Linked DNA regions of Mus musculus: region 1 is linked to region 2. A link is a loop called in an ENCODE intact Hi-C map of the cell type or tissue named here. Cell type or tissue: left cerebral cortex. All regions are shown on one strand. Links, peaks and the distances in the headings refer to the core of each region. The heading gives the core; the rest is flanking DNA.

Evidence for each region. Peaks named below come from ENCODE experiments on the same cell type or tissue, not always from the same donor. Only the 100,000 strongest peaks of a DNase experiment are listed, where the experiment ranks them.
Region 1: a loop joins it to region 2, with 2.9 times the contacts of the local background. A loop is called at or near these places in 2 of 42 quality-filtered maps.

Annotation. Positions count from the first base shown.
Region 1 is chr9:62,629,285-62,637,615 of GRCm38, reverse strand. No RefSeq gene overlaps it. Among named protein-coding and RNA genes, the nearest start is that of Gm39353, 16 kb to the left of the region's middle. In left cerebral cortex, for the core only: a CTCF peak has its summit at 4,589; DNase peaks (open chromatin) are centred at 5,006, 6,575 and 6,810; H3K27ac peaks cover 2,154 bases.
Region 2 is chr9:62,754,754-62,763,084 of GRCm38, reverse strand. Itga11 (integrin alpha 11) reads right to left here. Exons shown (of 30, transcript NM_176922.5): 13 at 7,773-7,913; 14 at 7,312-7,515; 15 at 5,350-5,480; 16 at 2,631-2,797; 17 at 1,412-1,554; 18 at 168-278. Among named protein-coding and RNA genes, the nearest start is that of Fem1b, 53 kb to the left of the region's middle. In left cerebral cortex, for the core only: CTCF peaks have their summits at 2,025 (motif pointing left), 3,287 (motif pointing left) and 4,621; DNase peaks (open chromatin) are centred at 3,852 and 4,612; H3K27ac peaks cover 1,851 bases.

The DNA of each region.
Region 1 (8,331 bases), core at 320-8,319, 130 kb after region 2:
GAAGGGAAGGGAAGGGAAGGGAAGGGAAGGGAAGGGAAGGGAAGGGAAGGGAAGGGAAAGAGGAGAATATGGGAACTCTGCCCTGGAATGCAGTATGGGAGTCTCTTTAGAAGCTAAGCAGGCAGCTAATGTATGACCCAGCAGCTCATTCCTAGACATTTATCCCAGAAAAACGAAGCATTCCACTCACAAGCTGTATGTGGATATTTAGTACAGTTTTATTTGTAATAACTCCAAACTAGACACGGCCTAGGCATCCTCTATCAGGAGCAAGGTTAAGTAAACTGTGGTACATCCATATCATGGATTACTACTTAACCACAAAAAAGAAGTAAGGACGGCTACACGAGACAAGTGGCTGAATCTCCGGAGAGTGATGTTGAGTGGAAGAAGTCAAGACACTTGTCAATACGGAAGGTGATACAGTGAATGGTCCCAATTACAGCATTCTTCAAATGACAGAGAATAGAAATGGAGACTCTGTCCAGGAGATAATGGGGACAAGAAAGGAGATGATATGTCTATAAAGGGCATACATTGTGTGAGATTCTTGCAGATGGACATATCCTATATCTTAACCATACAATGCCAGAATCCTGCTTGAGATGTCTTACTATAATAAAACAGATGGTAGCTGTGATGTTCTGCTATGACTATACAGGATGGTAGGTGTGATGTCCTACTATGATTATACAGATGGTAGCTGTGATGTCCAACTATGATTATACAGATGGTAGGTGTGATGTCCTACTATGACCATACAGAATGGTAGCTGTGATGTCCTACTATGATTATACAGATGGTAGCTGTGATGTCCTACTATGACTATACAGATGGTAGCTGTGATGTCCAACTATGATTATACAGATGGTAGGTGTGATGTCCTACTATGACCACACAGGATGGCAGCTGTGATGTCCTACTATGATTATAGAGGATGGCAGCTGTGATGTCCTACTATGACCATACAGGATGGCAGCTGTGATGTCCTACTATAGTAATTCAGGACGGTAGTGCTGGGAAGCTGAGCAACTGCTACAGTGGGATGTCTTCGTGTTATTTTTCACAGCTGCACATTAATCTTCTCATCTCACAGTTCCTGGATCAAGACAGTGTTGAGTAAGGTAATTTAAAAGGCAAAGACTCCATGCTGGCTTAATAAGAGCTTCTGTAAAAGGGAAAGAAGAATGTGATGTAAATCTATTTACTCAAAATATGCTTTTAAATGTTAACAAAATCAGATAAATTGAAATTATTATCTTTCCATATCATAATGCAATAAAACTTTTAAAAAAATCTGCCATGGTTGCAAGTGTTGCCTATGGTCATAGCTTCTAGTACTGACTGGGAGCTATGGACCCCAGTGTGTCTTAATGGAACCAGGACCTCTGTTGAACCTCAACTTTCCCATTTACTAAGCCACTGGCCTTTGGCAGTTCACTTGTAACTCAGTCCTTTGGCCTAACCTTTTCCATTCCTCTGCTGTTACAGATGGGCCAATTTGTCCTTGCTGTCCATGTGTGAGCACTATGTCAAGCTCTGACTATTCAGGGACTTGCCACCCCAGTATGGATGGTAGCAGGCAGATAATGACAGCCTTATTTAAGCTTCCACTTCCTACTTTCTCAAGAGCTATCAGAAAGGGCAATCTGTTTTCTTCTGTGGCCTTACATTTGAAGAGTGATTTGGAAGACTGAAGAGATGGATCATTCAGTAAAGTGTGGTCCTTTCAAGCGTGAGCACCCGGGCTTGACTCCCAGAACCTACCTAAGAATCCTAGGCATGACGGCACATGCTTACAATCTCAGCACTATGGAGGCAGAGACAAGCAAATTCCGGGGGATCAAAGGTCAGCCAGCTTAGCCATGGCATTGAAGCCAGTGAGAAACCCTGTTTCCAAATACCATAGCAGATGATGTCCTGAGAAACCACATCCAAGGTTATCATCTGGCCTACACACACACACACACACACACACACACACACACACACACACAGCACAAACACAACCATACACTCACATATACTTGTACACACACATATACACAGATACACAATCATACTCTTACATACATTCATACACTTGTACACACACTTATAGACACACACACAAATACACTCACATGATTACACACATATACACACAAACATACATTCACAAACACACACAAAAATAGACATACAGACATGTAAATACACATACACACTGTAGTTTGGAAATTGCTGATGTCTTCCCCAGCTAATGGAAGAAGCAGTAACCTGACTGTTAGAACTTCTGGGTCCAGCCAGACCTGAAGCCAGCCTTGGAGTATCCTTTTTTATTTAATCTAATTTGAATGAAGTTTGCCTTAGTCAGGGTCTCTATTCCTGCACAAACATCATGACCAAGAAGCAAGCTGGGAAAGAAAGGGTTTATTTGGCTTACACTTCCATGCTGCTGTTCATCACCAAAGGAAGTCAGGACTGGAACTCAGGCAGGTCAGGAAGCAGGAGCTGATGCACAGGCCATGGAGGGATGTTCCTTACTAGCTTGCCTCCTCTGGCTTGCTCAGCCTGCTCTCTTATAGAATCCAAGACAGCCAGTCCAGAGATGGTCTCACCCACAAAGGGCCCTTCCCCCTTGATCACTAATTGAGAAAATGCCTTACAGTTGTATCTCATGGAGGCATTTCCTCAACTGAAGCTCCTTTCTCTGTGGTAACTCCAGCTGTGTCAAGTTGACACAAAACTAGCCAGTACAAAGTTTCTGCTCCTGGCACCTGAAAAATTAGAGAACTTTATTTCCTGTAACTCCGCTGAGACTGCTTCATGACCTCTGAGATAGGTGTGGTAATGCCTTCAGTCTCACCACATGATTGTGCACGGACAGATCATACAAATCTATGTTCCTTTCCTGTAGAGTCATGGAGATTAGAATGGAAAAGACCTAAAGGAGAGGACCTTAAGGGCATCTAACTGCCCAAGCAGTAATTTGGGTCTTATGGTAGGTAGAATAACCCATCCATCCATCCATCCATCCATCCATCCACCCACCCACCCACTCATCTATCTATCTATCTATCTATCTATCTCTCTATCTAAGACCTCATGTAGCCCAGGCTGGCTCATACTTACTGTGTAGCTGAGGATGACCTTGAACTCCGGATCCTTCTGCCTGTTTGTTCCAAATGCTGGGATTGTAAGCATGCACCTCTATGTCTGATTTCTATGGTGCTGGGGATAGAACTCAGAGCTTCATGTATGCAAGCACTGTACCACTGAACTACATCCCCAAGCCCCACAAAACTTAAAAAATAAATATCCCCTCTCTCCCTCCCTCCCTCTCTCCCTCCCTCCCCCTCTCTTCTGTGTGCTTCTCTCTCTCTCTCTCTCTCTCTCTCTCTCTCTCTCTCTCTGTGTGTGTGTGTGTGTGTGTGTGTGTGTGTGTGTGTGAGAGAGAGAGAGAGAGAGAGAGAGAGAGAGAGAGAGAGAGGCAGCCGGCAGGAGGTGGGACACACATGTGTCATGGTATTTGCATGCCAATCAGAGGACACCTTTCAGGAGTTAGCTCTCACCTTTCACCTTGTTTTTTTTTTTTTTTTTTTTTTTTTTGAGGCAGGGTCGATCTTGTTTAGCACACTCCAAGCTGATTGGCCCTCAAGCTTCCAGCTGATTCTCTTGTCTCTGCCTCCCACACGGTAGCAGGAGTGTTGGGAGCTCAGGTGAGCACCATCCTTTCTCTGTTATGCTCTGGATGAGCATCAAGCTCTATGCTGGTTACAGGGTGAACTTGGGCTGTCAAGTTTGCCAGGCAAGTGCTTTCACAGCTAAGCCATCTCCTGAGACCCTACAACTTCCATTTTTAATTATGTGATGTGGTTGGGATAGGGCATAAGAAAAACATATCTTATAAGAGGCTTGTAGTTTGACAACAGGGGTACTGAGCACTCTAAGAATTCTCTAAGCAGTTTCTTTTTTCAAAAGGAAGATATTTTTATTTAGTTTTCAAGAATTTCATAGAAACAATGTATTTTGATCTTATTCACCCTTCCATGGATACAATGTATTTTGATCACATTCACCCTTCTTTTCCCTCCCCTTAACTTTTCTCTCACCCTCTTCCACTTTTGTGTGCTTTAAAAAAAAACAAAAACAAAACAAAACAAAACAAAAAACAAACAAAAAAAAAAAAAACCCAGCCGAACAGTGGTGGCGCACGGGCTTGCTCTTGTGCAGGTCAAATACAGGCAACCGCGGCCACCTTGAGTCCGTGAGCGCAGCTTCCTGCCATGTCCAGAAGACACTGTTCTGCTCCAGCCCTCCTTGACAGCAGGCTCGTACAGTCTGAGATGGCCCCTGAGCCTGGGGAAGGGTGTGACATAGGTGCCCCACTTGTGACTGAGCACCCTATAAGCACTTAATCTGCAGCCAGCCATTCAGGGAAAGTAATGTGCCTAAGAGGATGTAAAGGTGTGGGGCGAGTGGATTTGAGAGCTCTTCTCCTTTGTACAAGCTCCTGAGTGACTTGGTGCCATACCTTTGGAACTGTCACACTCTCAACTCAAAAGGAGAAGGCACAGTGGCAAGGAGGCACTGCAGTGCTTGCTGTGGCCACCGAATAGGGGCAGGATGGGCCACTTGTCCCCTGGAGGTTGTTGAGGAAAGGCAGCCAGTCTGGGCTCCTGGAGGTTGGCTCATAAGGTGGGTTCCTTAGAACCAAAGGGATCCCACGTTCAAGTGCATTGGGTCATCTGAGGGCAGGCTCCTTCCATGTCAGAGGACAGCGCCTGGCCTTCTGAGCTAGGATCCTACTGTCAGTCACACCATGGCTGGTACCTTTCTGAGGAAGGAGGAAGCATTGTCAGAGAGGTGGACAACTGTGACCAGAGCTGACACTCCTGTGTTCCTAGATTCCTAGTACAGCTCAGATAAACACCCAGAGCCTTTGGAATGTCACCCACCTTCCCACAGCCCTCCCTCCAGCCCCCCACACATGAAGATGAAGTATTTTTAGCTGTGCTCATTTGCAGTCTGTTTCTCTAGACGGTTGCATAAGTGGCTTGGCGGGGATGGTGAGCTGCATCAGTGGATGGTAAAGCCATTGACTCTGGGGGTGCAGCCAGTGTGGCTTGGTGGGGTTGGCAGGGTTCAGGCCCCTCTCTACATAGAAGGAAAACCTGACGCATGCCAGGGAGGCGAAGTGAAGTCATCCTGGCTGATTTACGGTGAGGAATAACACCCGAGCTCTCCAGCTGCTCCTATCCTTTGATGGTTTTGGAATCATAGAACATTAAACTCTGAGAAGGACCCCTGAATGCAGACCAACTGGCTGCCCTGGGCAATGTAAAGGTTCAGAACTGAGTCTCAGAGCAGTCCAGGACAAGGGCAGGGTTTTGGGAAGCAGACTCTCTTCCATCATGCTGTCCCCCTCCCTGCCCCCACCCCCGCATGCTCCATGTTAGCCTCCCACCAGCACTTTGGGCTGGGGCTGTAAACATTGTTTTTATGAATAAGGCTACAAGCTCGGCTCATAGAGCCAAGGCAAGCCACAGAGCAGGAGCTGAGAGCAGACCTTGGGTCCACCCTCTTCCTTGTTTTTCTCCATCTTCAGGGGGAACTGGGATAAACCTCCTACCCATCTGTAAAAGAACGGGTCAAAGTATAGAGAAAGATTGACTCTGGGGATCTGGGTTGTAAATGGGACATCTGTATCATACCCTCTCCTCTAGAGGCTCAGAGAGCATGTTGAAAGATAGCAAGTGCCAGATGTCAAGGACAGTTGGGGTGAAATAGTGCCTTCTGGATAGGACTGGACCACAGTAGCCATGAACTCACAACAGCTGTGGTTGACTGTACAAGACTCATGCAAGATCAAGCCAGTCAACATTCCAGCAGGAGCCCCACTCCCAGCCTAGGAGACATTGATAGTTAATGGATACCAGGAGAGGGAAAAGGGAAGGGGGAGTGGGAGGGGGAGAGGGAGAGGGCGAGCTTCCTTTAAGGGTATGTGGTCAGTCTCTTAATGGACGGCCCCACACCCACATGTATGTGGGCAACACAAATGGGTTTAGCAAAAAAGCAAAAAAGGACTTGAAGTTGGGAGGGAGCATGGGGGATGAAGGAATGGTCCTGGGAGGAGTAGGAGGTGGGGGAGGTGACACAGACAGACACTCATGGATAAACAATAAAATAAAATGTAAAATCACTAACCAGTAAACTGTCCTTTGTCAACTTGACATATAACCACATCGCTCTAAGTCATATCTTTCTGCCTTATGTCCCCAAAGTCTCAAGTTAATATCATGATACTTAAATTGCGTTGTCAGGTATTTTGGCCACAGCAGTGAGAAGAACAACTAATATAGAATCCCGGCGAGAGGGAAAGAAAAACCATAAAATCAGATTTGTTCCTATAATAGAAAAATATCCACTAGCTGAGATTTTTTGGAAGGAGGAAACATGAAGAGAGGGCACATGAGTCAAACTTCTTCCAATTGCCAGCATTGAAGCCCCACAGGAAGCTTCCGACCAAGGAACCTTGGATGCCACCGCTGGTGAGGATGCTGAGCATTCAGCCTGCCAGCTTCACGCCTGCCTCCTTCCTGTGGAAACAGCCACCCTCACTGCCCAGAGCCCCGTGTCTCCGCAGGCACTAGGAGTAAGGAGAGTTGGCTGAAGTCATGCCCTCCCTGCCAGCCTGCTTCCCTCTCTGCAGAATGGGGGTGGGGGTGGGAGTGGGGGGTGAGGGTGGGGGCCTCAACCAAATGTTCTTGAGATCCTGTCTGCACGGATGGAGCTTGTCATGCATTGGTGTGAGGAAGCAGAACTGGTTGCTCTGAAAGCCTTCTGTTGCTCAGGCTGTTTGCCATGTCTCAGGGGCGTGCTTTCCTGCCGCCTGGAGAATACTGAACTTGGCAGACGCTGGAGTTCAAAGATGGGGTAGAAGTTCTGACTTGGGAAGAACCAGAGACGTGTGTGTGTGTGTGTGTGTGTGTGTGTGTATGTGTGCTTTACTCTTTTGTTGTTGTGAAGAGACACCATAACAAAAGCAGCTTATAAAAGAAAGCATTTAATACGGCGGCTTGCATGGTACCAGGTAGGAAGGCACAGGGCTGGAGCAGTAACTAAATGCTTATATCTGACCCACAAGAGGGATGGAGGCAAAGAGACTAACACTGGACCTGGTGTAGGCTTTTAACACACGTCTTCCATCAAGGCCACACCTCCTAATCCTTTCTAAAAAGTCCACCAACTAGGAACCAGATATTCGAATATATGAGCTTATGGGGTCCATTCTCTTTTATACCACAACTGTGTGTGTGTGTGTGTGTGTGTGTGTGTGTGTGTGTGTGTGTGTGTGTGCATTTGCACATGTATAGGCCAGAGATCATGTTTAATGTCCTCTGTTGCTCTGTATCCCCCACATACATGTAACACAGGTGCGTATGCTTGTACATGTATTTGTCAGAGGACAACTTGACAAATCACTGAATTGGTTGAGTTCCTCCTCCTACCAGCTTTGTATGGTGGAAAGCTGGTGGTTTTTGGAGAATGGGAAGTGTGGGTCTCCTATAATGTAGACTCCCAGAATTGAACTCCAGTCACTTGTCTGGGCCACAGTGCTTGTGACTTTAGACTGAGCTGTCTAGCAAGCTCTTTACCTTATGTTTTGAGACATGAGCTCAGTGAACTCAGAGCTCACCAATTGGCTACATTGGCTGGCCAATGAACTCTAGATATGCTCCGGTCTCTGTCCCCTCCTGTCCCCAAACGGGGTACAGCTATGAGCTGCTATGCCAGGCTTGCACATAGGTGCTGGGGATCTGAACTCTGGCCCTCACGCTTACACAGCCATCCCCTTCCTCACTGAGCCATTTCCTCATCCCCAGGGGAGGGCTTTGAGAAGACGTGGCATCAAAGTTGGACACCGTATAGGTGACTACCTGCTTGGGTTGGTTCAGAAGAGGGAGATAGACCAGATGCAGCAAGATAAGGCAGATGTAGGGAGTGGACCAGATGCAGAGAGATAGTCCAGATGCGGGAGATAAGCCAAATGCAGGGAAATGGACCAGATGGCAACTATAAAACTCCCCATTTATGACTTTAGGAGAGCTTGCTAGCAAATTTTCACTTCCTGTGGGCATGTCACACCTTGTTCCATCCATACTTCCCTTTCTCCATAAAACACCAGCTTCCCACCATCCAAGGCTGCCAGTAGGAGGGACTTAACCAGTTAAGCTCTTTTACCTGGAGCCCTCAGTTGACAGAGAGGGCAGGATGAGGGCTGGATGAGAGGTTCTGACCCCTCTGGCAGGTTCAGGCCTACAGAGTCACCTAACAAGATCACTGACT
Region 2 (8,331 bases), core at 7-8,006:
CTTAGTGCCTCCATGTGAGGAGGACATGGGAATCCAACAAAGGAGTCTTGTCCTGCTGTTACTAGCTGTGGGTCTCTGGGGACAGGAGGCAGAGGGGTGAGGGAAGAAAGGGCTCAGCCATTCTCATCACAGGTCTGGAGTCAGGGTGGCAGAGGGGCAGGACTCACCGACACTCTGAGCGTAGTGGGCCAGCCGTTGTCCAGCATGGGGCCGTTGTCAGGGTCCTCTAGGGAGTACTCCACGGAGAAGGCCACTGGCTTCACGTAGTCTGCAGTGTCCTGTGGGGAGAGGAGGACAGAGTTCAGAGAGGAGGGACTACAATTTCTTGGGCCAAGACTGCAGACATAGAACTTCCACCCCTCTAGGCTGGAGGACAGCAGCCTGTGGCCCTCAGGGTAAGTCCCCATGTGGATAATGGTTCTGCCAAGGTCTGCAGGTGAGAAATATGTGCCAGGTAGAAAATCAAATGCCAGTTTGGCATCCTGAAGTTTCACCACACTCCTGTTTACCCTTCAAAGTCCAACCCTCATGGAGCAGATAACTCTGTCCTTCAGGAGGCCTGGCAGGCATCTTCCTCCCTCCAGATTTGTGACTTCAGTTTCTTCCCATGTTATTGAAACCACTTAAGTATCCTTTTCTTTCTGTTTTGTGTGTGTGTGTGTGTGTGTGTGTGTGTGTGTATCCCAGGCTGGCCCCGAACATAAGCTTCCTGCTTCAACCTCCTGAGTGCTGGGACTACCACACTTTGCTAAAAAATCTACCTGTGTGTCTTTCTTTCCTAGCAAGGAAGAGTCTAGAAACCTCTAGGTGTAGCCTCGCCATTGAGGTATGGCCTTATAATGTTGAATGTATGAATGAATGAATGTATGAATTAATGAATGTATGAATGAATGAATGAGGAAGGAAAGAAGGAACATGTGATTCAGTTAGTCCTGACTATGGATGACAAGTGACTGGGGAGCTCCAAGCTGCCTAAAATCTTCCGTGCTCTAGAGCTGTGGTCAGCACACTTGGTATTTCTCATTCATTGATGGGCACTAGACCACCACCTCTCTTGGGATGCTACTGTCCCATGTGTCCACACCTCTGCCTGCTTCATGCAGTCTTCAGTCCACTCTGTTGCTCTGCCCTTTCTAGCCATGGGTGGTGCTCCCCTCATCTTCTCAAATAGCTCTCACTTCCCTGGTTTCATTCCTTCTAGGGAGGAACAGCTGGGAAGGCAGGTGGGTAGGAGAGTCATGAGGACTTTGATCTGGGGCCCGAGGCCAAGGTGAGCCATGCTGCTTCCTGGCTACCCACGGAGGGCTCAGGAGTAGCCTGATGCCCATGAGGCTCTCACTTCTACAGATGTCTCTCTACTCTGTACCCTTCTTGTAGGGCTTAGGGCCTGCTCATGGGCTCCTGGGCTCACCAGGACATGGAAGTTGATCCTTTGACAGTGTTCCTGGCCAGAGGAGAGCAGGACGGCTCTGTTGGTGAACTGGTCTCCGCCCTCGTCCAGATGTGCCCGCGGCATATACCGCCTCTCATCCATGGTTGCATTGTACCTGATGCCTGGAAGTGGGGAGAAGGCAAGACCAAGCTGGGCTTCCTCCACATCCTAGACTGTCGACCTGCTTAGCCTCTGGGCTAGCCCCATCCCTCACAGGCAGCTGGGAACCAGAAGCTTCCACGATGGGAGCAAGAACTGTGGTAAGGAAGAAGGGGCTGAAGAGGAGGAGATGTGTGAGAGGCAGGGAGGGAGGACAGAAGAGGGACACAAGCCTTGGGAGAAGGACAGGGACTGGGGTGAGGCCAGTGTTGCTCAGCTCTGCCCACAAATGACCTCCTCAGCTCTCCTCCGACACCCTGCCTCACGCTGTTGCTCTGGGCCTTCTCCTGGGGGCTTCACTCATACTGAGGATGCTTCTCAGGTTCTTGTCTGTGTTCTGTGGCTTAAGGCCCTCAGCCTTCCTCCTTTTAGCTTACAGAAGTTTGACAGAATGGCCAAGTGCCTTCTGTTCCCCATGCAGCCCTCTGGTGGCTGTGTCTTTGAATTCGTGTCCTGTTACAGATGGAACATGCAGGAAAAGTACACAGCCACTAGACTGGGACATGTCCTCTTATGCCCTCTGCCCACCACTTCTCTTTGGTCTTGTGCCTCATCACTGAAGGGGACATGACCTGTGGTCACCAATGCATCCATCACTTCCAGGGATGCCTGGTCCAGGAAGTGGGTGCCTGAATCCAGTCTGAGGTAAAAGGAGAGGACCCTTCCCTGATGGCAGCTGTGACACACTGTGTTCCCAGCTCACCCCATGGCTGGCTCGAGGTTGGTTCCCTGAGTCTGGCTGACTCCTGGCCTCCTCTCTGTACTCTACTGCCTGCCTTTTGCATCCCATTCAAAACCAAGGGATGTTCTTTTGTCCCTGCCCTTTCCCATCAGCCCTGCCCACTACCACTCTTGACCCTGCCAGGAATCCCTTGAAAGGAGAGCATCAGAGGAGACTCCAGCAGGCATCAAAGGTGTCTCAGGATGTGACCTGGTACTCAGACCCCATTTTGGAAAAGCCCCAGACTGAGAACTAGAACAATCTCGAGGCCCACAGAGAGACTGGAGCTTGGCTGACCGCCTAGGGAGGCTTGTTTACCGACGGTTGCTGTTTGGAAGTGGGGTGCCAGGAAGATGGGTATGAAGCAGAGGAAGGCGGCCAGGCAGGTGGCATCCCTGCCATTGCGCTTGCAGTCCTTGTGGAAGATGTTGATCTTGGAAGGCTCAAAGTGGAGGCTGGCGTTGATTTGAACTACAGGGCGGGCCCTGGAACAGAAAGGCAGGTGAACTAGGGCAGGGCTGGAGTTCTGACTGGGGCTGGAACCCTGGGGCTGAGGTACAGATCCAGACAGGAGTGGAGTCTATAAAACCTGCCTAGAGGGTGCAGTGTGATGGCCGGGACAGAGAGAGTTCAGGAAGCTACAAGAGAGGGAGGGAGGGAGGGAGGGAGGGAGGGAGGGAGGGAGGGAGGGAGAGAGAGAGAGAGAGAGAGAGAGAGAGAGAGAGAGAGAGAGAGAGAGAGAGAAAAGGGTCAGGGATCTGCACAGCCTGATCTCCTGGTGAGGACTCCTGCCTTCCCTTCATCCTTCCTGGCAGGCCCGATTTATACTTGAATCCACTAGAGGGAGGGGCTGGGGAGATAGCTCAGGGGTGCATTTTCAGAGAGACCTGGATTTGTTTTCCAGAGCCAACATATGTGGCAGCTCACAACCACCTGTAACTACAGTTCTAGGAGGATCTGGCACCCTCTTCTGGCCGTCATGGGCATCAGGATGCACGTGGTACACAGACAGATGTGCAGACAAAACATTCATAAAGTAAGAATTAGAAAGAAGAAAGAAAGTATTGGGAGCTGGACTGACCCAGGCTTTCTCAGAGCCCCCCTGAGAGGATAGAAGGCTAGCTCTGTGCCTGTGCTCAGGAGCAGACTTGGCAAGGCCAGCCTGGGGCTGAGGCCAGAGCTTTGAAGGAGTTAAGGTTTCAGTTCCTGGGAACTTGGCTGTTCCCCGTGAAGAGACTGGAGTCAACAGTCCCTAGGCTGCTGTGTGCTGCGATGCTCTGGAGATACCCAGCGTTCCCTTTGTGCAGCTTTGCTTGGTCAGCTTCCCGCTGAATGCATCCCATTTATGATGGTTCCTTATGACTTTGTTCCATATCTCTCCCTGAAAATAGTATATAAAACACTATATTTCCAAATAAGCTTGCTTGGTGTGATGGTTTGTATGTACTTGGGCTAGGGAACGGCACTCGTAGGAAATGTGGCCTCTTTGGAGTAGATGTGTCACTGTGGGTGTGGGCTTTAATACTCTCGTGTCCTAGCTGCCTGGAAGTCAGTCTTCTCCTAACTGCCTTTGGAACAAACAGTGGAACTCTCTGCTCCTCCACTCTTCCAGCACCACGCCTGCCTGGACACTGCTGTGCTCCCACCTTGATGATAATGGACTGAGCCTCTGAACCTGTAAACCAGCCCCAATTAAATGTTGTCCTTATAAGAGTTGCCTTGGTCGTGCTGTCTGTTCACAGCAGTAAAACCCTAACTAAGACACTTGACAAAGATATCATTTGTGCAAGACCTCCCAACCCCAAACTTCCCTGTCTCCTTATTTTCTGATCCCCTGCCTTATCTTGTTCTCTCTCTCTCAGAACCTATCACTGAAGAGCAACCTTCTGGTCCAGATCTGGAAGGAACAGTTGAGCGAAGCAAAGAGAAAAGCAAGAGAGCGAAACAAACCCCACGCTGGGTACAGAGTCTCGGTTGGTAGAGTGCTTGCCTGGTGTGCAGGAAGCTCTTGATATCCAGCACCAAATAAACAAGGTGAGGTGGGGAGACAAAGGCAGGAGGACCAGAAGTTCCAGCCATCCTTGGCTTCAGAGTGAGTTTACAAAGGAACAGAAAAGGCCTCCATGCCCAGGCTGCACCCCAGGTCACACTAGACTGAGCGAGACACGAACATGCTCTAAAGCTGTGTCTCAAGTTTTAATCTGCGTGCACCACTACCACCTGCAGACATCTTTTACAGCTCAGAGTCAGATGCAGTCAGTTGGCACAGGCTCTGCAAGGCTAATGAGCTCTGGAGTGAAGTTGAGTGGGAGATACACAGAGCACAATTGAGTGGGAAAGACTGGAAGTGCAGCCAGGAGGACCTGAAAGTAGCACTGAGTGACGGAAAGTTGGCTGCTTTTTCTTTCTTCTTCACTTTTTAAGTTAATGCAGAAAACCTAAATGATGACTTTAATCTCAGCAACATATATTTAAAAAGCTCCAATCAGCCAGTCTTTAATCTCAGCAGAGGCAGGTAGATCTCTGTGAGCTCGATCGAGACCAGCCGTGTCTACATAGTGAGTTCCAGGCTAACCAGGACTACATCTAAAAGTAGCAGCACACAAGAAGATGCATAGGCTTTTCTCAAACACTGATATGGAACCACACATGAGAAGGAAATGAGACCCAGGGGTTGGGAGAAAGAAACCCCCTAATCCACATCCATTCTCCCGCACAGGAGGGGAGGAGAATGCTTCTAGGAGGGGCTCAATAAGTTCTCTAAGTAGCCTGGGAGGCAGGAGTGGGACAGAAGCTGCAGGGAGCAGGGCTCAGGAAAAATTCTGAGGGTTGGAAACAGAAAGTGATCTCCAGTCTTAGAACTCCACCGAGGATAGAGAGTAGGACTCCAGGACCACACGGGCTGGGAGGGGCTCAGGGTTCATTTGGGTGACAGTAGTCAGAATCAAGAGGCAGAGACCCTGCAGCAGACCTTTGGAACCCTCTATTCAGTTAACCCTCAGGAGAGCCCTCCAGTTAGAAAAAGTAGGGAACCAACCACAAAACCACAGCGTTGCCCAGGGCGCCCACTGCTAGGTCCACAAGCCCATCCTCATTGAGGTCCAGTTGTCCGTGGATGCTGCAGCCAAAATGCTGCAGGCCAGGAGCCAGCTCCGAGGCTGTTATTCTCTGCAGGGACAAGAGAGAAAGGGTGTGTGTACTGTGAGCCAGGTTAGCTCCAGCGGGGACAGACATAATCCTGAGCTCTGAGACTCTGATGAGGCACCTGGGAAATCCTTACCTTTAAAGTCACTGTTTTGGATGAAAATGTGTCTCAAAATATAACCCAACAAGGCTTGATGGCTCACACTTACAATCCCAGTACTTTAGAGGTAGAAATTTCTGATCATGAATTCAAGACTGGCATGGCCTTGCCTCAAAAAACAAAACAAAAACAAAAACAAAACAAAACAAAACAAAACAAACAAAACAAACAAAAAACAACCAAGGGCTTGAAGGTGAAACTGAGTGGCGTGGTGTTTACCTGGAAGGTGCAAGACCCTAACACTGATCCTCAGCACCGTAAAAAATAAAATAAAGTACTTGTTCCATGTCAATGTATACTACCTGGCAGATAACAAATCCCCTGTCATCTCTGACCTGGGTGTATTTATTTGATTACCTTACTAATAAAATGTGTAGGCAAATTCTCGAGACTAGATACAACCATTTAGATCATTAGCTCACAACTGTAGGTACCTACACTGGGCTCTAACAACAACCAGCCAGGGAATGTGTGTGTGTGGGGGGTGTCTCAGGGGCCTACCCTTTATCACTGCACTATTATCTACTGATAGATTCTTGGAAAGAGGGACTCATTGTCTTTTAGTTGCATATCCACTGTTGAACCACCAGGCTCCAACATGTAGTTCCCATGGTCACACAGTTGGCCCTGGGTAATATTAGTCGGGGTTCCCAAAACAAAACAGACATGTATGTGTGAGAGATGTGTGTGTGTGTGTGTGTGTGTGTGTGTGTACAGAGGTGGTAGGTGGATCTCTGTTTGAGGACAGCAAGGGCCATGTAAGTCAACCTTTCTTCAAACAAACAAACAAACAACAAAAAACTCCATTCCTGCGCGCACACATACACACACACACACACACACACACACACACACACACATACACACACACACACACACACACACACACACAGAAAAAAGAAAACAGAGAACAGAAAAAGAGAGAAAGTGGAGTTGGAGGGATGGCTTAGTGGTTAGAACACTTGCTCTTCTGACAGAGAACCTAGATTTGATTTCCAGCACCTACATGGCACTTCATAGCCATCTTTCAGATGACAGTCCATAGCCATTTCTAACTCCAGTTGCATGGAATCTAACACCCCCATGGGCACCAGGCACATGCATTCATTTAGACATCACTCATACATAAAATAAATAAATCTAAAACAAAACCAAACCCAAAAAGTACTGGGCCCTTGCAGAGGACCTAGGTATGATTCCTGGCTCACAATGGTTTATCACTCCAGTTCTGAGGAAGTCAATGTTCTCCTGACCTCCTTGGGCACTACAAACACATGCAATGCAGGGGAAACATCTGTCTATAGAATTTCTTTTTCTTTAAAGAGAAAAGAAATTTTAAAAAGTGTTGGCAAATTTGTGTTGGATGAGAAGCTGAGACTCGAAAGATCTCTTTGTAGTAAAAATGGAACCCAGGTAGGAGCGGTCCAGGCCCAGCGGTTCCTGTCGGGGTAGTGATGTTTGGTGCCTGGGATTTTCATCTGGACTGATGTGGAAAAGATAAAGGTGTGTATGAGGACAGGATAGGGAAGTGCTAGACATACAATGCACCCATAGCAATATTTCCATGGGAGATAGGACAGGCAGGATCCTTCCTGTAGGAGGCCATGACAGGAAACAGAAGCACAGGAGTTCATGGGCGCTGCTCAGACTCTCCTGCTTTCTGCTCTACCCGGTCTCCCCACCACAGAGCCCCACCTGCATGGGCTTCTTCAGGATATTGGTTTGGAAGCCATGGAAGATGTAGATGGCCCCTCTGTGGCTGTCCTCCAGAGGGGCCCCCACCACCACATCATTGTAGGAATCTTGGTTGAGGTCTTGAACAGAGGCGATGCAGGACCCGAACCGGGCGTTCTGGTAGCTGTGGGAATCCTTCAGAGTGCCATTATAAACAAACCGGTTCTGTAAAAACCAAGGCCAGGGAGAGGCTGAGGAACAGCCTGTACCAAGTGGACTCTCTCCATTCCATCTTCCAGAACCCATCCTGATGACAGGAGCCCAGATACTAGAGCTCTGGGCAGAGAGGCTTCTGCCCGTCCCAGCTGGCTCCTGCAGGTGGTACCCGCCCTCCCAGGAACCTGGGTTCCCTTGAGGTTAACCAAGTCAGAGCAGGGCTCTGATGCCCCGAAGAGCTGGCTGGACCCTCCCGGCCACAGTACCTGTCTCAGGTTGTAGACATACACCTTGCCTCGCTCTCGGCCCTCGCTGAAGTACATGGGTGCACCCACCAGCAGCACATCTGTCACTCTGTCATCATTGACGTCCACTGAGGTAATCTCACTCCCAAAGTAGGAGCCTATCTGCGGCACACCATGGGAGAAGGATGGAGCGGGGTCCCCAATACTTAACTTTAATTGTGTTTATTTATTCTTCTGAGCAGCAATACGTTCTAGTGACAAAACCCAGAAATATTATAATGGCAAGAAAGGAAACTACAAAGAAGTATGAAGATTAAAAAAAAAAGTTACTTTTAGTCTCAACCCTCAGCCCCAGCCAGCAGGTGGGTTAACTGTATTTTCCTCTGCTCTGTTCTACTGAGTCTTTACATTGTCAGTTCTTATATATATATGAATACGTTATTTATTGTTACAATGAGGCCATTCTTCATCTTTCCTGAAGATGAAAGTATAACAATGTATAACATTATGGCAAAACAATGTATCCAGAGCCTTTTCTCCAGGACATAGTTTTCCTTGTGAAGGCCCCATTTAAGAAATG